2 separate regions of the Mus musculus genome follow, and region 2 is linked to region 1. Evidence: chromatin loops called from intact Hi-C (ENCODE). Cell type or tissue: left cerebral cortex. All regions are shown on one strand. Links, peaks and the distances in the headings refer to the core of each region. The heading gives the core; the rest is flanking DNA. Region 1 has its middle 34 kb from the start of Akap4. Region 2 has its middle 80 kb from the start of 5430428K19Rik.

Region 1 (12,863 bases), core at 1,576-9,575:
GAAAAATCATCAACAGCGAACCTATCTCACTGTGAATCCTGTGAGCCCAATAGAGGCACAAGTGTGATAAGAGTAACGAATCACTTTCTGATTGGATTTAAGGAGGGAATTCACACTGTAAACCTGAACAAGAAGCTATGGCTGGAAAGGTCATGCACCCTAGGGGAGAACCTACTACCACCATTTTGCTAGTTGAACACAACATCAAACTGTACTTAGACACTTGTTTTTATACTCACCCATTGGTGTAGCTCTCTCACTCTCATCCAACTGATGGTGACAGAGACAACCAATCAAGCAGAAAATGACTGACTTGGACTGCTCAGCCCCAAATGGGACATCTACATCAACCCCTTTTATGAAAGACCCAGGGAACATTGTGGAAGAGAAACCAGAAACATTGTAAGAGGCAGAGATCTGGGAGGACTCTTGTGGAATGGTGTCTTCTGAACACAACAGGGCAGTTGTGCTCATGAACTGTTAATTGCTATTTAAGATCACTAGAAGATGGCCTGCCTAAGAATGAAATCAGTACCAAGGAAGCCATGTTTCATAGCCTGTCTCCAGCCAGCCTTGCTTCTATTCTTGTTAGTTACACGAGCCATTCAAGTTCCAATGTTATTTAAGCCAGTTTGAGATTTTTGTTTTTTTGTGCTTGGGAACAGTTTTTGTTGTCCAGATAACTTCTTCTTATGTAGTCCACACTGTCCTTAAATTTGTGATCTTCCTGCCTCGCTTCCTGAGTGTTGGTGTTGTGGGAATGTGCTACCATACCTGACTAGTTGTAAGCATCTTGACAAGGACCTTTTCCTAATCTCAATGATCAGAGCCTGTGACAGGCCCCCTGGATTGACCCATTCAACGTTAATTATAACCTTCATTGTGTGCCTTCCTGTATTTTGGAGGGGAATGGCTTAAGCATCTGCTTTTCACTTTTTTGGCAGCTTGAGTTCGAAGTTAGAAACAGGACTAACTTGAGGCTTGCCTCTGGATATGCAGTAGCTAGGACAGAAGCAGGTAGGTCTTAAGTCTGTTCAGTAGTGCTTATCATGGTGGGGGATGGCGCAGTCTCAGAATCAGCTGCTAGGGTGGCGGCTGCCCTGTTTGGCAGAAGTGGCAGCTGTTTGGTGGCCTCTTTCTATGGTGTGGATTTGGGAGCATCCCTAAAAGCAATATCTAGACCCCTTTTCTCCAGCCCCACTGATGACTCCATAAGCCATTTAAATAGCACTAATCCTATTATGCTGAAATTAGCTACAGATGATTCAGTTCTTGAAGTAAACTCTGGTCATAGAGGAGCCTCCAGGCCTTTGACACTGTGCTCAGGGTCACGAGAGTCAGACTATGTGACAGAAATAAAGCAGACGCTTAAAAGTGTGTTTATTTCTAGGTCATCATAGTTAGTTCTCCCCCTACCACCTAAAGCTAAGACTGCTTTTTTTTCCCTGACCTGTCTAGACAAGTCCTAATCCAGTCTGGTAGCCTAGGAATAGTTTTGTATACTTAAATGTCATTATTCTCTTGCTGACATTTCCCTTCAACTCCACCCTCCAATAAGAGACTTCTTGACTGAGGCACATCCATTACTGTTACCAGCAAAAGGAATTATGGAGGTCAGAGGAGTCGGCATGATGCCTCTGAAGTTTGAACATTTCCAAGCATTGATCAGACTCATAGATTTCAGCTCTGTTTGACTAGAACAGATGATACCAAACAGTAATTTCCAGAAACCATCAATGCAGAAACCTTAGTAAATGAGTCACGCAGAGCAATTTTTCCCTGCCAGAAATTCAGCATTTGATTATACTTTCAATTTAGCTTTTGCTTCTTGCTACTCCAGGCACAGGTCAGGACATGCAGTGGACAGTCAATAAATATAGCCTAAAGAAATGAATTTTGTACCAGCTCTCTATTGCAGGATGAGGGTTATGCTCAGAAAGCAAATGTGAGCTAGACAGAGCCAAGCCCAGGATTCAGCCAACATATCCAGGCTTTAAATGCAGGCACAAGAAAGAAGCTGTGAGAAATGGATAATTTTGATAGATAGTCCCAATAAAAGCTCATTATTCACTTAGCAAACATTTACCAAATGACAGCCACAAAGTGCTGATAATGAAGAAATGAACAAGGCATAATTCTTACAAGCTTAGTCCAGTGTCAGGATACACGGAGCACATATTGAATTCTAATTTGTGACCAGTAATTGGAATCACAAAGTGCAGAGGGAGCTCAATGGCAGACAGATTCATTGCTTAAGCCAGGCATAGTGGTTCACACCTGCAATCCTAGCACTCAAGAGGCTGGACTGGGAACACTCCTGCAAGTTTGAAGCTGTCCTGGGATGCGTGGAGATTTCCAGGCCAGCCTGACCTACAAAGTGGGAGGCTGTTTCATTATTCCTCCCCCCTTAAAAGTAATTGACTAGCTAAACTTCACTTAGGCTCTGACTATCTTATGAGGCCCACCTGCATGATTTCCTTATAAGCTGGAAGTCCCCACTGTTACTATTTAATTCCCTTCAATATCTGATGGGGTTTGTCATCCTCCACCATCCCCAGATGGCCTGTCCTCATTAATTACCCCAGAATCTTACCTTTTCTTTCTTTCTTTCTTTCTTTCTTTCTTTCTTTCTTTCTTTCTTTCTTTCTTTCTTTCTTTCTTTCTTTCTTTCTTTCTTTCTCTCTCTCTCTCTCTCTCTCTCTCTCTCTCTCTCTCTCTCTCTCTCTCTCCCTCTCCCTCTCTTCCTTCCTTCCTTCCTTCCTTCCTTCCTTCCTTCCTTCCTTCCTTTCTTTCTTTTATTTGTTACCATTTTTTTAATTAGGTATTTTCTTCATTTAAATTTCCAATGCTATCCCAAAAGTCCCCCATATCCTCCCCCCCCCACTCCCCTACCCTCCCACTCCCACTTTTTGGCCCTGGCGTTCCCCTGTACTGAGGCATATAAAGTTTGCAAGACCAATGGGCCTCTCTTTCCAATGATGGCCGACTAGGCCATCTTCTGATATATATGCTTCTAAAGACAAGAGCTCTGGGGTAATGGTTAGTTCATATTGTTGTTCCACCTATAGGGTTTCAGACCCCTTTAGCTCCTTGGGTACTTTCTCTAGCTGCTCTATTGGGAACCCTGTGATCCATCCAATAGCTGACTGTGAGCATCCACTTCTGTGTTTGCTAGGCCCCGGCATAGTCTCACAAGAGACAGGTATATCTGGGTCCTTTCAGCAAAATCTTGCTAGTGTATGCAATGGTGTCAGCGTTTGGAGGCTGATTATGGGATGGATCCCCGGGTATGGCAGTCTCTACATGGTCCATCCTTTCGTCTCAGCTCCAAACTTTGTCTCTGTAACTCCTTCCATGGGTATTTTGTTCCCAATTCTAAGAAGGGGCAAAGTGTTCATACTTTGGTCTTCGTTCTTCTTGAGTTTCATGTGTTTTGCAAATTGTATCTTGTATCTTGGGTATTCTAAGTTTCTGGGCTAATATCCACTTATCAGTGAGTACATATCATGTGAGTCTTACCTTTTCTTTCTGTTAGTAATTTTTCACTTTTTAATGTGTATGTGTGTGTGCATGCATGTATGTATGTGTGTCCACACCTGCCTGTATGGAGGCCAGAGGACAACCAATGGGAGACAGTTCTCTTCTTCTGCCATGTGGGTCCTGGGGATCACATTCAGGTCAATAGGCTTAGCAGTAGCCACCTATACCCACTGAACAACCTTGCCAGCTTCTGTCTTAGTAATTTTTTTATACTCTGCCCCTATATTATTTCGGAGCAATATAGTCCCACTTGTTCACACTGTATTCAGAGTTGAATGCAATCTCTTCCAGTGCAAAAAATCTCAGTTTGTTGTCCCTATTCCTATGGGGCTGGTCCTGAATAAAGTCTGCTTTATGAGTATCATTAAAGTTTCTTAAAGAAACCAATAATTCTACATGCAAGAACCATGTAAAGCAATAGACCATATGGAGTTGGGCATATGTTATGTTTGATAATGTGATGCCATTCGCCTAGGGCAATATTGGATCACCTGCATAAATGTCTAAGGCACTATAAAGATGGGCCACCTTGAACTAAAATCATTCAAACTATTTTTTATTTTTTGAGAATTTCATAAATGTACACAATGTATTTTATCATATCCAATTTCCATCCCTCCTTGAACTCTTCCCTTACAACTTTATGTCCTCTTTTTTAAAAAACCCAGCCGAGTCCAATTGGTGCTACCCAAATATTTAGGAGTGTACGGTCATCCATTGAAACATAGGCAACCTAAGAGGCTCCAGACTTCTGAATAAAAGTGACTCTCCCTACCTTAGTAGCTAGCTGTTAATTGCTAGTAGCTCTTAAGCTAGGCGTGGGGTCTCATGACCTCCATCCCTGCTTGAGTGTTGGCTGGCTTAGTTTTATGCATCTTTTTCACAGACAGCTATATAAACACAAAATAAGTAAATATTTTGAATACTAATATATGCACATAAGAATACATAGAACATCTGAACAATTAGCAGTCATTATAAAGTAAATATCATACAACTACCATTTTTGTTTGCTGTCCAGCATCCCTGGAACAACCCCTTGGATGGCCTAAGGTCTTGGTTTGTATTGCTCTGTTCCAAATATAAAAGTTTTTAACTCCTAGAAAATCTGTCTCAGTTTTCTGTGATGGACACAGAAGATTGAGGAAGGGGAAACCAATATCCACATGGTAGCTCTGAACAGGGATTGAAAATTACATAGCTCTTTGTGTGAAATAGAGGTGATATATAGATTATACATCTTTGTTATTTCTTTGACTCCTTTTTTTCCTCCTGACTGATGATATTGACATCCATCATCCCTGGTTACTAGAATGGAGAATACCCATCACGTCCACTGAAATCATGAGCATTATTAGCAATCTATTTTCTGTTTTATTTTTTTCTTTACCTATTGTGTTAGTTACATTCCTGTTGTTATAGTAAATACCATGAGCAAAGCAATTTCTAGAAGGACAAGTTTATTTGGGCTTATGGTCTCTGAGGGTTAGAGTCCACCATGATGGGGGCAGGGGCATGGTAGCAGGAGAGCTGGAAGCTGAGAGCTCATATTTCAGCCATGAGCACAAATCAGAGAGACTAATTGGAAGTAGCTTGAGGCCTCCAGTGATATACTTCTCCCAGCAAGGCTGCACCACACACACACACACACACACACACACACACACACAAAATCATATCTCTCAAACAGTATCAACAACTGGGAATCAAATGCTCAAATGTTGGAACTATGGGGGATATTACTCATTCAAACCACCGCACATATGGATCAATTGGGATTTGGTTTGAGTTAGTGCTAACTTAACCTTAACGTCATGAATGTTGTGAATATGTACACTAGTTTTCAAGAGCTGTCATAACAGTATCACAGCCTGTGCGAGAAACAAAATAAACAGCAACCACTATCACCACCACCACTGCAACAACAACGAAAACCCAGAAATTTCTTTCTTCACAATTCTGAAGGCTGTATGCCAGCCCAAGGTCAAGGAACTGGCAGGTTTGGTTTATTCTGAGGCCCCCTTTCTTGCCTTGTAGATATAGGGGTTTTTTTGGGTTTTTTTCTATGTAAATGTCCATTTGTGACCCTGCACCTGTGATATACCTTTGCATGCCCCAGTTTCTTTTTCTTCTAAGAACAACTGAACTACCCGGGCTAAGAAACATCTGAATGTCTTCATACTGATCACTTCTTTATGGCCTTATTTCCAAATAGAATCACATTCTGAAATGCTGAGAATTTCAACATTTGAATTTTGAGGGGACATAATTTAGATCATAGCACTCTGCTTTATAAATATCCAGGCAATTGAAATGAAGACTATAACACACCATTATAAAAATACTTTTTAAAAGTCCAACAATCATATTGCCTTGATGACAGAGATCATTTACAAGTGGATTAGAGAGACAAACAACTCAAACAGATCCTATTAATTACCCAATAGGTGCAGTAGAGGAGGCTATGTGAAGGCATATATAGATGCTGGATCTCACAAGTCCAGGATGAGATTTGCAGATATTCAGCACCAACCTAAAGCTTCCTCTTCCCCAAATGGCTTAACTAAAACTAGTGACTGCTGAATTAGCTTGAGCATCACACACACACACACACACACACACACACACACACAAGCATCACTCAGTTATTCCCTTGATGGTTCTATGAAATGAATTCAAACCTAAAACTGTATTTCCTGAGTTAGAGGTTATCACTAAGATGTCCTGTAGGGGGAAATCTTGACAACATTTATGTTGGTCTCTTCCACAGCATTGCAGAGTCTGTCAGATCTAACCAGCAATCATACTTCCACATCTTATTAGTGGCCATAGTTCATTGCAGCAAGAATAAGGGTTTACCCTAGCTATTAGGCCCTTTGATCTTTAAGAAATGGAGTTTGATATTGTCTTTTCAAATTGTCTAGGAAGATATTAATAAAACCACAAAAGTGTGAAATAAAACAATCTAGAATCTATCTGTGAATTCAACAGATGGTACAAATATAAATCCTGGATATATCTATTTAGTCTGTAAGCTTCTTTATTGTTGGGAGTATGCACTATTTATTCATTTGGAGAAGATGATATAGAATCTGTCAAATCACTCACTCACACACACACACACACACACACACTATAAAATTCTACTAAAACAAATGTGTTTGCTTTATTCCTAAAATCAAAGCATGCAAAATGAAAGTTTGGGATCATTTTTCAGTTTCTTGAAAGCATGCAGAAGCCCATAAGATTTTAAAATGTCTATCAATGTCACCAGCAAAAGGAAACTATGAATATGTCATAAAACATAATTTTAAAGTGTTGAAAGAGAAGTATGCGTTTCTCTAATTTGGAAAGACATTGAGGATGAAAGTGATATAAACGATTATGGTAAAACAGAAATTTATCGGCCATTCCTAAACTGGAAGACCTTCAAAGAGGCCATGTGCAGCCTAGGAAAGTGGGCCTGACTCTTCCAGTACTGTTCCATATTATATGTGTGTCACAACAAAAACATCATTTGACTCACTATTTGGGAAATAAGACTTCTTTAGACCTAAAGGTCAACTAGTAAAATCAAGTGACATCAGACAGGACTTTCTAGATTTCTACAAGGAGACTAATGTGTTTGAAATCCAATACCAGATATACATGTTTAAATCTCCTCTGGTCTTTAGAGTCATCTTTTTTTCTAAAAGAGACTTGTGCTAATATCCAATGTTCTTTGTAGTTTTTAAAAATTATCTAAAGATATTGATAGCACATATGATAACTTTATAGATGTTATAAGCCTGATTGAGAATAGCTGGTCTGTCAAAACAAACACAAAGAAACTGGACATTCTTAGAAATCTAAAACCTGCTGTTGCTAGTGAGTAAAGTCCTAAGAATTCAAACTTCATCCTTTTTTGTTGTTGAAAAGTTACTTAGCTTGGTGTCATATTAGATTAGCAGCCAGAGTCATTGCGATGGGAGCTTTCTAAGAGCAGACTCGTGGGACAAAGTGAATTTTACTGTATATAGCTTTGGCACAGGGGCCCTTTGTGAAGCTCAATGTGGACTGTAACTTGCTAATCAAGCTAGCATGGTCTCAAACTTACTATCCTCCTACTTCAGCCTCCTAAACAATGGGATTACCTCTTGCGCGTGCCCGATTCGCCAGCAAAGCAGACGCCACAACAGGATCCTTCTGCACACGTTTATTGGGAGAGCTTGATTGCAAAGGCGAAGAGACCCCAAGCCCAGAACTGGTGCAGCTTATATAGGCCTAGGAGAGGCGTGTCTCACATCCGGATTGGTTATGCATGGGTTATGCTTACTACCTCATTTGCATGTCTCACATCCGATTAGTTAACATGTCTCTCATCTGATTGGTTAACATGTCTCTCATCTGATTGGTTAACATGTCTCTCATCTGATTGGTTAATATTCTCAAAACCTTATCTTGGCAAAAAAACTTTACTGCATATGTATGCGTGGTGGCCAGCGGTAGCCAGCGCCACCCTGCAACGGCACATGGGGCTTCCCACAATTACCGGTGTGAGTTCCAAGGCCAGATCTGATTTTTACATTTTACTACATAAAATTTTATGATTGTAAAAAAATATACAGGAAGGTCAAAACATTATCAAAAAAGAAGTGCCAAATGTGATATTGCATGCACTCTTATAAATCCAGCATACTGGAGGCTGAGGCAGGAGGATAGATGTGAGTTTGGGGATTGCTGGGGCTACTTCTAAGATACTATCTCAAGACAGACATGAACACAAAAAGAGAAAGATGGAGGGACAGAAGGACAGAGAGGTGGGAGGAAGGAAGGAAAGAAGGAAGGAAGGGAGAGAGGGACAGGGAACGAGGAGGTGGAAAGCAAGTATTCTGCTATACTACAGGACCAAAAGAAACATGTCATCCTATTTTTAAAAATCAAATATGGGATTCCAGTCTGGGCCAGTGTCCCAAGCAGGCCTTGGCAGTGACATCCGCAGCCAGTCAGTCCCACAACACCCAGAGGAAGATCCACTCCCAGTTGCTCTAACACGCCTAAGATCATAGGATCACAGGTGAGGAGGACACAACATCTGCCCCAACACCAGACGTAACTGGGACCAGTGGGACCCAGGCACACAGGAATTCCACCTGACCAGTGGCATGGGTTCCTTCTGGTTTGGACCAGATATTCTTAGAAATCTAAAACCTGCTGTTGCTAGTGAGTAAAGTCCTAAGAATTCAAATTTCATCCATTTTTGTTGTTGAAAAATTACTTAGCTTGGTGTAAAACTAGACTAGCAGCCAAAGTCAGTGTGATGGGAGATTTCTAAGCGCAGACTCATGGAACACAAATTCTGCAGATAGTCCCACAACACCCAGAGGAAGCTCTACACCCAGACACTCTAACACACCCAGGATCGAAGGATAAGAGGTGCCCTGAGCATACCTTGGGTGCTAAATCTGCAGCCAGTCCCCACAACACCCAAAAGAAGCTCCACTCCCAGGCACTCTTACATGTCCATGACAACAGGATCACAGAAGCTTGGTCACACCAGGATCTCAGGGTCCCAAGGCACCTTGACTCCCAGGAGCTCTGACAAAACCGGATCACAGGATCCCGGAATCACAGGATAACAGAGACAGCTGAACTCTGAGGAGTTCTGACTCAACCAGGATCACAGGAAGGACAGGCTGCAGTCAGATATAGAGAGAGCAGGTAGCACTAATAATCAGATGTCAGGAGGCAAGCATAGAAACATTAGCAACAGAAACCAAGGTTACTTGGCATCATCAGAACCCAATTCTCCCACCATAGAAAGTCCTGGATACACCATCACACTGGAAAAGCAAGATTTGGATCTAAAAATCACTTCTCATGATGGTTATAGAGGATTTTAAGAAGGACATAACTTCCTTAAAGAAATACAGGAGAACACAGGTAAACAGCTAAAAGCCCTTAACAAGGAAACACAAAAATCCCTTAAAGAATTGCAGGAAAACACAATCAAACAGGCGAAGGAAATGAACAAAACCATCCAAGACCTAAAAATAGAAATAGAAACAATAAAGAAATCACAAAGGGAGACAGCCCTGGAGTTAAAAAACCTAGGAAAGAGATCAGCACTCATAGATGCAAGCATCACCAACAGAATACAGAAGAATCTCAGGTGTAGAAGATACCATAGAAAACATTGACACAACAGTCAAAGAAAATGCAAAACGCAAAAAGATCTTAACCCCAAATATTCAAGAAATCCAGGACACAATGAGAAGACAAAACCTAAGGATGATAGATATAAAAGAGAGCAAAGATGCCCAACTTAATGGGCCAGTAAATATCTTCAACAAAATTATAGAAGAAAACTTCCCTAACCTAAAGAAAGAGATGCCCATGAACATACAAGAAGCCTACAGTCCAAATAGACTGGACCAGAAAAGAAATTCCTCCCAACACATGATAATCAGAACATCAAATGCATTAAATACAGAAAGAATATTAAAAGCATTAAAGTAAAAAGGTCAATTAATATATAAAGGTAGACCTATGAGAATTATACCAGACTTCTGACCAGAGACTATCTACTTGCCAGAAGATCCTGGGCAAATGTCATACAGACCCTAAGAGAATACAAATGCCAGCCCAGTCTACTATACCGAGCAAAACTCTCAATTACCATAGAGGGAGAAACCAAGATATTCCATGACAAAACCAAATTTATACAACTTCTTTCCATAAATCCAGCCCTACAAAGGATAATAGATGGAAAACTCCAACACAAGGAGGGAAACTACACCTTAGAAAAAGCAAGAAAGTAATCTTTCAACAAACCCAAAAGAAGATAGCCACACAAACATAATTCCACCTCTAACAACAAAAATAACAGGAAGTCACAATCACTTTTCCAATATCTCTTAACATCAATGGAGTCAATTCCCCTAAAAAGACATAGACTAACAGACTGCATATGTAAACAGGACCCAGCCTTCTGCTGCTTAAAGGAAATACACCTCAGTGACAAAGACAGACACTACATCAGAGTAAAAGGTTGGAAAACAATTTTCCAACCAAATGGTCCCAAAAAACAAGCTGGAGCAGCAATTCTAATTTCAAATAAAATCAACTCTCAACCAAAAGTCATCAAAAAAGATAAGGAAGGACACTTTATACTGGTCAAAGGAAAAATCTACTAAGATGAATTCTCAATTCTGAACATCTATGCTCCAAATGCAAGGGCACCCACATTCATAAAAGAAACTTTGGTAAAGCTCAAAGCACAAATCGAACTCCACACAATACTAGTGGGGGACTTCAACATCTCACTTTCAGCAGATCATGGAATGAGAAATTAAAAAGAGACACAGTGAAACTAACCGAATTTATGAGCCAAATGGATTCAACAGGTATTGATAGAACATTTCATCCTAAAGCAAAAGAATATACCTTCTTCTCAGCACCTCATGGTACCTTCTCCAAAACTGACCACATAATTGGTCATAAAACAGGCCTCAAAAGATACAAGAAGATTGAAATAACCCCATGCATCCTATCAGATCACCATGGACTAAGGCTGGTCTTAAATACCAACAAAAACAATGGAAAGCACACATACACATGGAAGCTGAACAATGCTCTACTCAATGATAGCTTGGTCAAGGAAGCAATAAAGAAAGAAATTAAAGCTTTTTATAATTTAATAAAAATAAAGACACATCATACCTAAACTTATGGGACACCATGAAAGCAGTGCTAAGAGGGAAACTCATAGCTCTAAGTGCCTCCAAAAAGAAACTGGAGAGAGCTTACACTAGCAGCTTGACAGCACACCTGAAAGCTCTAGAACAAAAAGAAGCAAATACATCCAAGAGGATTAGAAGGCAGGAAATAAACTCAGGGCTGAAATCAACCAAGTAGAAACAAAAAGAACTATACAAAGAATCAACAAAACCAGGAGCTGATTCTTTGAGAAAATCAACTGGATAGATAAACCCTTAGTCAGACTAACCAGAGGGCATAGAGATAGTATCCAAATTAATAAAATCAGAAATGAAAAGGGAGACACAACAACAAAATATCTCTTAAAATAATTATTCTGTTTGTTGAATATTAATAGTTGAAAATATTAAAATCATGTCCTACAAAAAAATCAAATATGGACAATATCTGTTTAATTAGTTTTATAAAGCTTACATTTTACTTTAAAACGTTTTTTTAAACAAACAAACAAACAAAAACTTGTGCACCAAAAGTTCACAGAATAAAATCCCAATCTCAGGTGCATGGTATCTCCCCTGAAGTGGTTAATGGGTATGTCACAGAGGCCCTTAAAACCAAACTGACTATCATTATTGATTTTGGTTGCCCAGCAGAACGTTATATTAAGAGCCTATTGCTGAAGGCACCACACACTTTGTTCATATGATGTGGAGAAATTTAAGCTAGTATTAACCTGGAGATGTCTGTCCTGCTGGCCAGCTTTCATAATAGAAGAAGGTTTTATGCAGGTTGTTGAGAGAGAAAAGCCATCAACACTTTTACCCAGCAGTGAATTTTGTTAGCGACAATACCTGGCCTAGTAATATATGTCCATGGGTGCAATAGTGTCCTAAATGTAATGGAGGTAACCAAATGCTTTTTGATTCAATTTAAGGTCTACTTCAGAGGAATGGTACTAGTACTCATGCCTGGTACCACAAATCTAGCTAATACCTTGGGTCAGCAACATCATATACCTGAAGGGGGAACTTATTACTATTATTATGCTAAAGAGACAGTATCAAATTTCCTTCCAGATAGCCATAGACCAGCACAATTTTCACCTCATCAGAGAATTTGTATTCATGCAAAAAATGACAGTGAATGTAGACACTCACAACTGGCCAAAGTGCAGAGAATAAGAACCCAAAAGAGATACCTGGATCATACCCCTCCCCCAAGGCTCGGGGAGTATTGCAGAAGGGAGGGAAGAAAGATTGTCAGAGTAGAAGTTGGGGAGGATTAGGGAGGATGGGTTTTCTGGACATGCCAAGACTATTGAACTCATGAACTCGGAGCAGCTGGAGTTGCCTGCATAAGATCAAGTCAGGCAGCATTCCAGTATGGATCCAGAGGAACACACAAACCCTGGCCCTTAGCTGAGGAGCTACTGACAGTTGATGGTTTCTTTAGGGTTCTGGAGCCTTGTAGGTTGGCCATGCTTTAGTAGATGGCTCATAGCCATATCTATGTGAGCACCTTGAATTAGATACAGAAGGCGAAAGAAAGAAAGAAAGAAAGAGAGAGAGAGAGAGAGAGAGAGAGAGAGGAAGGAAGGAAGGAAGGAAGGGAGGAAGGAAGGGAGG
Region 2 (12,863 bases), core at 3,337-11,336, 450 kb after region 1:
AGAATAATAGTATAATATTCATTTCCTCAGTGTTATTAACCATTTTTGTACTGTACCAACCACATGTAGTTTATATTAATCTTTACAGTTAGAGTGAATTTCAATTTTTCAAAAATGAATATATACTAGAGTTCAAACACCAGAGTCAATTACCTCATTGCTCATAGTTTATGTTAGTAAGGTAAATTTATTACAATTAACAATACAATATTAGCATATTATGAGAATCTTAACTATTCATATTTTCTTGGTTTGCTATTTAGGGTGACAAATATGGATCTATTTGCACTCTTCTACTCCAGCAGCACGTGTTAAAGATGCTTTTTTTCCCCATCGTATATTTCTGGCCTTATTAAAAACCCATAGGTGTGGGAACTTATGCCTGGATCTTCAGTTAGATTCCATTAATCAACTTGGTATTTTTTTATGCCAATACCATGCAGATTTTATTTCTATAGCTCTGTAGTATAGCTTGAAATTAGGAATGGTGATATCTCTGGAAGTTCTTTTATTGTACAGAATAATTTAGCTATCCTGGGTTGTTTTTTCATAGTATGTTGAGTGTTGTTCTTTCAAGACCTGTAAAGACTTGTGTTGGAAATTTCATGGGGGCTGCATTGAATCTGTAGATTATTTTTGATAATATGGCCATTATTACTATGTCAATATTACAGATCCATTAGCATGGGATCTGTAATCCATCAGAAGCCATCTTCTGATAGCTTCTTCAATTCCTTTCTTCAAAGACTTGAAGTTATTGCCATACAAGTCTTTCAGTTGTTTGGTTAGAATTACACCAAGATATTTTATATTATTTGTGGATTCTGTGAAGGGTGTTGTGTCCCTAATTTCTTTCTCAGCCCATTTGTACTTGTATATAGGAGGGCTATTGATTTTTTAGTTAATCTTGTATCCAGCCACTTTGCTAAAGGTGTTTATCAATGGCAGGAGTTCCCTGGTAGTTTCTGAGCTCACTTTGTATACTACTATATCATCTGTAAACAGCCATACTTTGACTTCTTTCTTTACAATTTGTATACCTTGATCTCCTACAGTTAATTATTGTTCTAGCTAGAACTTTAAGTACTCTATTAAGTACAGAGAGGGGACAGACTTGTCTTGTTCTTGATTGTAGTGGGATTACTTCGAAATTTTCTCTATTTAATTTGATATTGGATACAGGCTTGCTGTAACTTGCCTTTATTATGTTTAGGTATGTCTCTTTTATCCCTGATTGTTCCAAGACTTTTATAATAAAAGAGTGCTGGATTTTGTCAAAGGCCTTTTGTGCATATAATGAAAGAATTGTATTTTCTTTTTTCTTTCAGTTTGTTTGTATGATGGATCACATTAGCACATTTTCATATGTTGAACCATATCTGTGGATTGAAGCCTACCTAATCATGGTGAATGATCTTCTTGATCTGTTCTTGGATTTGGTTTGTATTTTATTGAGTACTTTTGCTTCAAGTTTCATGAGGGAAATTGGTCTATAATTCTCTTTCTTTGTTGAATCTTTGTGTGGTTTAGGTATCAGGATGACTATGGCCTCATAGAATGAGTTTGGCAATGTTCCTTCAGTTTCTGTTTTGTGGAACAGTTTGAGAAGTATCGGTATTAGTTCTTCTTTGAAAGTCTGGTAGAATTCTGTACTAATACCATCTGGCCCTGGGGTTTTTTGATTGGGAGACTTTTTTTTTTTTTTTTTTTTTGGTTTTTCAAGACAGGGTTTCTCTGTATAGCCCTGGCTGTCCTGGAACTCACTCTGTAGACCAGGCTGGCTTCAAACTCAGGAGACTTTTAATGACTGTCTCTATTTTCTTAAGGGTTATAGGTATATTTAAATTGTTTAAGTAATCTTGATTTAACTTTGGTATATGGTATCTATCAAGAAAAATTATCTTTGATTTTCCAATTTTGTTAAGTATTTCCTTTGTGTCTGTTATATCCCCCTTTCATTTCTGATTTTTGTTAACTTGGATATTCTCTCTGTCTTTTAGTTAGTTTGGATGGAGATTTGTCAATCTTATTTATTTTCTCAAAGAACCAACTCTTGGTTTCATTGCTTCTCTGTATTGTTCTCTTTGTTTCTAATTGATTGACTTTAGCCCTGAGTTTGATTATTTCCTGCCATCTACTCCTCTTGGGTGTGTTTGTTTCTTTTGTTCTAGAGCTTTCAGGTATGCTGTTCAGTTGCTAGTATGAGATTTCTTCAATTTCTATGTGTAGGCACTTAATGCTATGAACTTTCCTCTTAGCACCACTTTCAGGGTGTCCCATCAGTTTGGGTATGTTGTGTCTTCATGTTCATTGAATTCTAGGAAGTCTTTAATTTCTTTCTCTCTGCCTTGATCCAGTGGTCATTCAGTAGAGCATTTTTCAGTTTCCATGAGTATGTAAACTTTCTGTTGTCTTTGTTGAAATCCAGCTTTAATACTTTCTTTGACTAATGTATCTGTTTCTTCTATTACATCTGCAATGGCTGAGATTCTCTTTGGTCCCCTTGTACTCTGTTGGTGATGGTCGTGTCTGTAGTTCCTGTTTGCTTACCTAGATTTTCTATTTTCAGATTTCCCTCAGTTTGTGTTTTCTTTATTGCTTCTATTTGCATTTTCAGGTCTTAAACAGTTTTATTTGTTTCCTCCACCTGTTCTCCCCCCCCCCCCCCCGCCCCGGCTTTCTTTAAGGAATTATTCATTTCCTCCAATTTTTTTTTGTCTTTTCCTCAATCTCTTTAAAGGATTTATTAATTTCTTCTTTAAGGACCCCTATCATCTGTATTAAGTTTGTTTTAAGGTTGTTTTTATGTGCTTCCACTGTGTTAGAAAGATCAGGGCTTGCTGTAGTAGCTTGGCTGAGTTCTAGTAGAGACATATTGCCCTGGCTGTTGCTGATTGCATTCTTAAGGTGGCATCTAGGCATCTGGGTTTGGGATGATTATAGGTCTAGATGCTGATTTCTGAGTTTGTCTGTGTTGGATGGGTGTTTTTATCCTTGTTTTCTGTTTCCTCTCTGGTCTCTGGCCAGTGACTTATGATCAAGTAGAGGGACTCTGTCCAAGTTGGGGACTGGACTTATGATGGCCAGGGTGGCTTTTAGTAGAGCAGGGGATTTTTGCCCAAGTTGGGGGATGATGTCCTAGCAGCCTGTGTGGCCAGAGGGGGTCTTCTGGGATTTTATGTACTGTGGCATCTGGTCTAGCCAGGGATCCTCTGGAGTTCTGTGTGATGGAGTGGCTTCTGGTGGAGCAGGAGTTTTGAGCAGGAGCGGGCTAGGATGGTATGTCAAGGAGAAAAGAAGCTGTTGGAGTAGGCTGTACAGACATTGGGGAGTGTTGGTAGTCCTTGGCCAGGGGTTTACCTGGGGAACTGGGTACACCTGTGGCCTCTGGTGCAGCAAGGGTCTTTCTCCACAGGTTTGTGCCAGATTTTCTATTTCTTCATTCATGGTCATTCTTCCTTCCTGGTAGTCCCAGAGCGTCTCTTTTGTCATTTCTTTTACATTTCGGGACTTTAGCAATTGCAAAGATGTTCTGACAACAGATTTTTCTCTTGTCTTGATTTCTACTTAATTTCTATAGCATAATTTCTGAATCTAGATATTGGCTTATAATTTTCTCTTTCGATTTTGTTTTAGTTGTTATATGCAAGACTCAAATCCAGGGTGATAGTATAGCACAACACTAGAGGGTTAGTTCTCACCATGTTCTATGTTCTATTGGAGGACTGCCATCCTCACTGGACACTTTTTTATCGGCTCACTAGAGACAGTGAGAGCAGGAGTGGCCTGGATAGTACAGGGGAGACTTGAACAGGCATTAACAGAATTGGAAAGGAAACTGAAATATACAAACATGGCTTGGCATCACTGAGAAAAGAAGCTGTGGTTTTTTGGTGGCCCTGATCTGTGTATGCAAATGGGATTCTATAAAGAAGAAAAGTCCTAGAGAGAGAGACTGTTTAAGGAAGCCTTTAGATTTTTGTTTCTACTTTAAGTACCTACCAATGTCACCTACCATTTCAAGGAAGAAGTCTGCAGAAATATCCTATGCTACAGTTATCATTAGTGTGTTTGTGTGTTTGTCAGAGTGTATCAGGGACACAAGAAATCCTTGCTTGTTTGAGTGAGCATGATGGCATATACCTGTAATACCAACACTTATAAGACTGAGGCAGGAGGATTGCTGCAAGTTTAGTGCCAGGGTTGGCTACAGAATGAGGCCCTATTGCAACAGAACAAAGCAAAATGTAATAAACAAAGATGGATGAGAACCATCCTGATCATCAGACATTGACTTTTTTTTCCAAATCTTCAAAGATGGCTATTATAGGCTAGAGACAGTGACATCTGTCTGTTTTGTCTAAAGACTTTTGGTATAAAGTCTTGATCACAACAGTAGCTTATAGAATAGAAGCAAATGGGAATGCTTAGCATATACTGTGGTACCCAAACCTGTCCTTTCCTTGCTCCTCAAACATTTTCCTTGCTCTTCAAATGTGTTGAGGCTGACACAGATAAAGAGACAAGATGTCTGTAGTCTTAGGGTATAGGAGGCAGAGGTGGGATTATCTGTGATCTTCCTACCAGAGACCAGTTTGAGCTATATAGTTACCTATAGGACAGCCCTATATAGTAAAAGTAATATATTGAAAACACACACACACACACACACACACACACACACACACACACACACACACAAGACAGAGAGAAACAGAGACAAAGAGAGACACACAGAGTCATACAGAGAAACAGGGAGAGAGATGAAAGAGTAGAATTTAAATCATATAATTTGACAAAAACAGCACAAAGACAAATTTCTCAGATCTTCCAGATTGAAAAAAAAATCAGTCTCTACAAAGATTCTTGTAGAAAGAACTAATTGATGCGAGCTTCTTATGCACAATTATGAGCACAATAGGACAACTGGGCAATATTTATGAAATTTTGATCTGTTGTGCTTCATGACTTTGAGCCTACAATTTCATGGTTATCTTTTATTTTCACTTTAAACGTATCAGAATAATAAAAATATGCTGGGACATACAATGCACAAGAAGGTTTGCCATACAAGTTCCTCACTGAAGATAATTTTGAAGAGCTCATTAAATGAGAAATCATATAAGAGATGATACACGAGGCATGGAAAATACGGGTAAACCTAATACACATATATATATGCACATGCATATCAATATGTCATAGAATATCATCCTGACAAACTGAAAAATTAATGAGGTACTGAGAATAGAAGAAGAAACTGTATATTCATATTAATCCACAACTAATTATTTTAAACATGAACAAAATGCAAAACAATAAGAGCAATGTGGTAAATCCCAAAGGACATAAGAGAAATTTCATGTACTTGTATTAATAAGTTGAAAAATAAATATTAATAAGTTTAATAAAGAATCTGGTTAGTTAAATATGGATATTCAGAGCAACCAAAATAAAAAGAACACTAGAATGAATAACCTAAAAGTCTGAATATGAAAATTCCATCTATGCTACAGAAAGAAATAAATGAAGAAAAAAAATCTCCATTTTTCCCTCTAAGTGTTGAAAATATCTACTGTGTAGTCAGGAATGTCATTGGCTGAAGTGAAGAATTGAGGTCTGCAATAAAGCTGTGACTTTAAGCTAGTGGCAGGTCTCCATGAATCCATTTCCAGAGATGAGAGAAAAATATCCTCTATTAGGCAAAGGGGAGGGGAAGAGGATGGGGGGGGGGTTGTGGAGGGATAACTGGGAAGGGGGGTATCATTTGAAATGTAAATGAGTATGATTAATTAAAATATCTTCTATTCAGATATCCATCTCTGGGATTTCCTATCCATGTTCTCAAACCCAACCACTTATGAGAAAATCAGCAGATTTCATCAGAAAAGGCTGTATGGAATGTAGAATCTTCAGAGTGAATATGAGATCTCAATTAAGGAAAGATATGAAAGGAATAGTCACATAAGTGAGGTGACAAAGAATGTCTACTATTCTTATGCTTAAATGTATGCTGTGCAAGAGTTTCAATGATGACTTTAGAAGGACTGAAAGAAAGACCAACCAAAGAGAACTGGGGAAGGAATCTATGATATTATGACGGTAGAAAGAGGTTGAGTATTGGAGTAGGATGTCTTTGGTGCTGGATGGAGAGTACAAGCAGGAAAAGCACAGATGGTATTGGCTGCTCACAGATTCGCAAACATCGCTTCACGTTGTTTTGTATTCAAAATGAACTGATGCTAAGACGTCTTCCTAGACAGATTGCAATGTTCAAGCAGAGATAAAGCAAAACCCCTACAGTATCCACCCTCATTACATCTCCTTTCTTCCTCTCTTACACCCTTCTTTCACACCCCAATATCATATTTCTTTCTAATTGTTGCCTCTGGACAGTTAGGTGGCTAGACCAGTAGGCACCCACTGTAAACGTTGGTCAACCTCAGGGACATAAGACAAAGGTCGCCACCTAGTGGTCAGACACCAAAACAACCAAGAGGAGGCTTTCATAAAAATGCTAATAATAGTAAAATAATAATAATTAAAAATAATAGTGTGTTTTGAAGTTAGACTTGTGTGTGACTCACAATTGCATTGATGGCTTGTTAAAACAGAATGCTGAACTCTGCTCCCATTGTTTGACTCTGGGTTGGAACATAAATGTAGGACTTCTAACTTGATGCTGATGTTGCTTCAAGGACCATACTTCTTAAAGTTTCAAACCATTGATCGCTTCAGACATTCCACTTTGAAGATATGCAGGCCTTTACTTGGCTCTGCACAACTGGTAGAACTAGGGTTTTACATTTACTGCGTTGTTACTTTGAAATGCATGTGGTATTGCTTGGGCAACAGTCTTATTTGTTTTCCATGCTTCCCTAGACAGAGTAAGCACCGAACAGGAGACGGAGTGCCATCCATTTTCCTTTAATGGGTTGGATGTCCTATGTTATATTCGGTATATTCTCTATTGTTTCAAACTTTTTCATAATAACTGACAATTTTGAAGTTAGATCCTTCATAAATGTGTCTCTCTTACTACTCGCTGATGGAATTAGTTTGGCTTTAAAAAATGATTTCTTTATATTATTTTTACATTGTGTATATGTTTGCGTCTCAGCATGTGAGTGCAGGTGGCTGGAAAGACCGGAGGCATCAGACCCCCGGGACCTGATGATCCACTGAACCCTGGTACTGAGAAGCAAACTCAGTTCCTCTGCTGGAGCAATTCAGTGCTAGTAACTGCTGAGCCATCTACCCAAGCTCCCCATGCAGATTTTGGTGGATTTTTCCTGTTATTGAAAATTCCAATTGGAATATGGAAGCCATGAGCCCTGACTTATAAAATGCAGCACTATGAACAAAATTAGGCATAGACTCTTGTTCCCCCTGGAGATTACAGTTGAAGAAAAGACTCCAATTAAGGTTGGTATAAAAGGAATAAAATATGATTTTTAAATCATTATAAGTAAGCTCAAAACATACTTAGTAGTCAGAATGGAATAATTGGAAATAAGTTTTGTTTATGTCTGTAGGGTAAAAATCCATGCTTAAGGTTTTTTGACCAACTCTTAGAAAACATTTTATACATCCTGTTGATTATGGAAGTATTTTGACTGGAAAAGTTGTTAAGGTATTTGGAAAAATATATAATTAATTGGCAGGTGTAACAATGGATAAGGCAAAACTTCTTAGCCCAGTTCATTCAACTTTCCAAGTGTTGGTTGTGTGAAATCCAGCCAGTGTTGTCAAGGAGAATTGGGTGCAATCTACTGATCAACAGCAACTGCAGATGCTGGGGCTCTACGTGCATCTCACAGATCTGCTGAGCATACTTCTCTGATGTCATGATTTTGCCAAAATTCAGAAAGCTGTAGTGGATCACATCGGTAGTGGACCACCAGACAGTAACCATGACCTGTGTGTGTGTGTGTGTGTGTGTGTGTGTGTGTGTGTGTGTTCACACTCGTGCTATTTGGCCAGTTGGGGCATACAAGCCACTTTTAAAAGTTTTCAATTATTTTAATTTTACATCCAAATGTTGCTCCCAGCTCCCCCTCCCAGAGTTATTCACCCCATTCCTTCTCCCCTTAGCCTCTGAGAGGGTACTCCCTTTGATGCTCTTTCCTGGGGCATCAAGTCTCTACAGGTTTAGACACATCCTTTCCCACTGAGGTCAGACAAGGTAGGCCTCTGCTACACATGTGCTGTGAGCCTTGGACAAGCTTGTGTATGCTCTTTGGTTGGTGGCTTAGTCTCTGGGAGCTACCAGAAGTCCAGGCTAGTTGGCATTGTTGGTCTTCTATGGGGTTGCCATCCCATTCTGTTCCTTCAACCCCCTTGCTAACTCTTCCATAGGGGTCTCCGAACTTAGTTCAATATTTGGCTGTGAGTATCTGCATATTTCTCAGCCAACTTCTGGTAGAGTCTCTTAGATAACACCCAGACTAAGCTCCTGTCTGCAAGCACAAGATAGCATCTGTAATAGTATCAGGGTTTGGTGCTCTCCCATGGGATGGATCCAAGTTGGTCGGGTCATTGGATGGCCTTTCCATCAGTCTCTGCTTCATTTTTGTCCCTGCATTTCTTTTAAACAGGAAAAACTCTGGGTTAGAAATTTTGAAAATGGGTTGGTGACCTCATCCCTCTACTGGGGGCCTTGTCTATCTACTGGAGGTGGTTTTTTCAGGTTCCATCTTCCTACTGTTGGGCATTTCAGCTAAGGTCATCCCCACTGAATCCTGGGAGCCTTTCACATCCCAGGTCTCTGGAACTTTCTAGACATTCCTACCTCCCCTCTCCCACCCAAGTCCCACTCTCCCTCTGCCTCCTGGATGATTTTGTTCCCCCCTCTAAGTGGGATTGAAGCATCCTTCCATCTTGTTAAACTTCTTATGGTCTGTGGGTTGTATCATGGATATTCTGTACTTCTTGGATAATATTCACTTATCAGTGAGTATATACCATGCATGTCCTTTTGGGTCTGGGTTACAATCACTCAGGATGGTATTTTCTAGTTCCATCCATTTGCAAAATTCATGATGCCCTCGTCTTTAATAGCTGGATAATAAGTATTCTGTTGTATAAATGACCCACATTTTCTGTATCCATTTTTCAGTTGATGAACATCTGGGTTGCTTCCAGCTTCTGGCTCTTATGAATAAAGCTTATGAACAGAGTGGAGCATGTGTCCTTGTGGCATGGCAGAGCATCTTTTGGGTATATGCCCAAGAGTGTTATAGCTGGGTTGTGAGGTAGAACTAGTTCCAATTTTCTGAGGAACCTCCAGATTGATTTCCAGAGTGGTTGTACCAGCTTGCAATCCCACCAGCAATGGAGGAGTGTTCCTCTTTCTCCACATGTTCACCAGCAATTGCTGTCACTTGAGTTTTTTGATCTTAGCCATTCTGATTGGTGTAAGGTAGAATCTCAGGGTCATTTTGATTTGTATTTCTCTCATAATGTTCAACATTTCTTTAAGTGTTTTTTGGCCATGAAAGTGTCCTCTGTTGAGAATTCTCTGTTAAGCTCTGCATATGTCTTGTGGAAGAATCGAGGGAAAGATTGAGGGACCCAAAGAGGACAAGGACTCTAGAGAAAGACCAACAGAATCAACTAACCTGGACTTTTTGGGGCTCCCAGAATCTGAACCATCAACAAAAAAACATACATGGGCTGGACCTAGGCCTCCCCACACATATGCAGCAGATGTGCAGCTTCATCTTCATGCAGGTCTCCAACAACTGGAGCAAGGGCTGTCCCTGAATCTGTTACCTGCTTATGGAATTGGTTCCCCCAACTGGGCTGCCTTGTCTGGCCTCAGTGGGAGAGGATGTACCTAGTCTTGCAGTGACTTGATGTGCCAAGGTAGGGTGATACCCAGGGGTCCCTCTCCCTTCTCAGAAAGGAAGGGGAGGGGGAGGAGAAGAGCTATGTGAAGGGGGACTGGGAGGAAGAGGGGGTTGATATTGGACTGTAAAATGAATGAATTAATTAATTGATAAAAAAATAATTAAAAAAGAAGTTGCATGGATTAGCTTTTGGCTTAACATTATTACCATGGTATAAAATAAATATAAAATATATAGCAAATAATAAGTCACTAGCAAAAACCCTGAAGCAAAAAAAATGTGCATTAATATGATATAGAACTGAGGTGACTCTAGTGAAGACTCCCAGTAATAAGGGCTATGGAGTCTGAACTGGCCATCTTCTCTTACTAGGCAAGGCTTCCAGTAGTAGGACTGAAACATCAACCCAGCCACAAAACCTTTGACCTCCCTGCAAGATGTGCTGGGGGAAATGGTGGCACAGAACCATTTGGGAATAGCCAACCAATGACTGGTCTGACTTGAGGCCTACACTATGAGAGACAGCCCACCCCTACAATGCCAAGAGAGCCAGGAACCAGAAGCTGGAGAGCCCAGTCACCTAAGATATGGGATAAAAGTCAATGAAATGATTCCCAGTGATATTCTGCTATACTTATAGGTTGGTGCCTAGCCCAATTCTCATCAGAAAGGCTTCATACAGTACCTGATGGGAACAGATACAGAGACCCACAGCCAAACATAAGGCGGAGTTCAGCAACCTGGAGAAGGAGGTGGAGGAGGCAGATGGGTAGAGGACAGGATGAGTACATGGGTGGCCCACAGAATCAACTAAGCATGGCTCATAGGGGAATCACTGGGGTCTCAGAGATTGAAGTGACCTTCAGGGAATCTGTATGGGTCTGAGCTAAGTACTCTCTATATGCTTGGTATTCTTGAGGGACTCCTAATAGTGGGAGAAGAGGTTGTCTCTGAGTCTTTTACCTACTTTTAAGACCCCCTTTCTACTGGGTTGTATTGTTCAGTCCTTAATATGAGGGTATATACCTAGTCTTATTCTAATTTGTTATGCTGTGCTTGGTTGATATTCCTGGGAAGCCTGATCATTTCTGAAGGGAAATGGAGGAATGGTCCAAGGAGGAGGAGATGTGGGAAAGGAGGGTCTGAGGGGAGTGGAGGGAGGGGAAACTGTAGTTGGGATGTAGTACATGAGAGAATACTAATGCTAATGGTAATACTACTACTACTAATAGGTTTTTTAAAAGATGATATATAGCTGCCAGGCAGTGATGGCACTTTAATTCCAACACTTGGGAGGCTGAGGCAGGTAAATCTGGATTTCTCTGAGTTTGAGGCTGACCTGGCCTAAAAAGTGAGTTCCAGGACAGCCAGGACTGTTACACAGAGAAACCCTGTCTCAAAAAAACCAGCCAACCAACCAACCAAACAAACAAACAAACAAAAAAGATTATGTATAATAGAGCCATGTCCATCTATGAATCAATATCAAATCAAATCAATTTCAACAATGTAAAAATCACAATTACTTCTGTACCAACCTGCTATTAACAAAGCAGTCATACAAATAAATATAAATTTGTGGCTATAAAACTACTACAAATGAGCTGGGCATGGTGGTACACACCTGTAATTCCAGTGTTCCAGAAACAGAGGAACCAAGTCTCTGAGTTGCAGATCAGCCAAGACTACATAGTCAGACTGTCTCTAAAACACAATAACAACAAAATCTCACAGGTTATGAATGGGACATAGTCAGCAGTGTGATAGTTTTCAGATTATTGTTCTCAGATTGTAGAGTTTAAAAATTGGCTACTGACTTTCTACTAATAGATTGGTTATGTTGTCATTAGTGATTTGCGCTGTGATTTCAAATGTGTATCTGCTTTTGAGGTGGCCTTATCATTTTCATATCCTGGTATCCACATGTCTGTTTAATCTCTTCCCTCTTGAGTGTGAGTGGGAACTCTTTATGGCTTTTTCTAACCAACAAAATGTGACAAAGGTGATGGATTTCATATTCTTGATTACACTATAGGAGATCACTTCTTGTTAGCTGACCTTACAAAATCTGTCTGTCTATCTCTGCCTCTCCCATCCCACCCCATTGCTGATGTGCAAGAAGCAAAAGTTCTCCAGATGTCCCTCAACAGAAGAATGGATACAGAAAATGTGGTACATTTACACAATGGAGTACTACTCAGCTATTAAAAACAATGGATTTATGACATTCCTGGACAAATGGATGTATCTGGAGGATATCATCCTTAGTGAGGTAACCCAATCACAAAAGAAGTCATTAGATATGCACTCACTGATAAGTGGATATTAGCCCAGAAACATAAAGCACCCAAGATACAATTTGCAAAACACAAGAAAATCAAGAAGAGGAAAGACCAATGGGTGGATACTTCATTCCTCTTTAGAATAGGGAACAAAATACCCATGAAAGGAGTTACAGAGGCAAAGTTTGGAGCTAATACGAAAGGATGGACTATCCAGAGACTACCCCACCCAGGGATCCATCCCATAATCAGCCACCAAACCCAGACACGATTGCATATGCCAGAAAGATTTTGCTGAAGGGACCCTGATATAGCTGTCTCTTGTGAGGCTATGCCAGTGCCTGGCAAATACAGAAGTGGATGCTCACAGTCATCTATAAGATGGAACACAGGGCCCCCAATGGAAAAGCTAGAGAAAGCACCCAAGGAGCTGAAGGGTTCTGCAAACCTATAGGTGGAACAACAATATGAACTAACCAGTACCCCCAGAGCTCATATCTCTAGCTGCATATCTAGCAGAAGATGGCCTAGTCAGCCATTACTGGGAAGAGAGGCCCCTTGGTATTGCAAATTTTATATGCCCCAGGTACAGGGCAATGCCAGGGCCAAGAAATGGGAGTGGGTGAGTAGGGGAGCAGGGCGGAGAGAGGGTATAGGGAACTTTCAGGATAGCTTTTGAAATGTATATAAAGAAAAATCTAATAATAAATAAATAAATAAAAAGAGAAAA

The links. Hi-C counts contacts between places; a loop is a spot of excess contacts. Peaks named below come from ENCODE experiments on the same cell type or tissue, not always from the same donor. Only the 100,000 strongest peaks of a DNase experiment are listed, where the experiment ranks them.
Region 2: a loop joins it to region 1, with 6 times the contacts of the local background. A loop is called at or near these places in 2 of 42 quality-filtered maps.

The regions. Positions count from the first base shown.
Region 1 is chrX:7,095,902-7,108,764 of GRCm38, reverse strand. No RefSeq gene overlaps it. Among named protein-coding and RNA genes, the nearest start is that of Akap4, 34 kb to the right of the region's middle. In left cerebral cortex, for the core only: a CTCF peak has its summit at 6,268 (motif pointing right); a DNase peak (open chromatin) is centred at 6,211.
Region 2 is chrX:6,647,822-6,660,684 of GRCm38, reverse strand. No RefSeq gene overlaps it. Among named protein-coding and RNA genes, the nearest start is that of 5430428K19Rik, 80 kb to the right of the region's middle. In left cerebral cortex, for the core only: a CTCF peak has its summit at 6,475 (motif pointing left); a DNase peak (open chromatin) is centred at 6,452.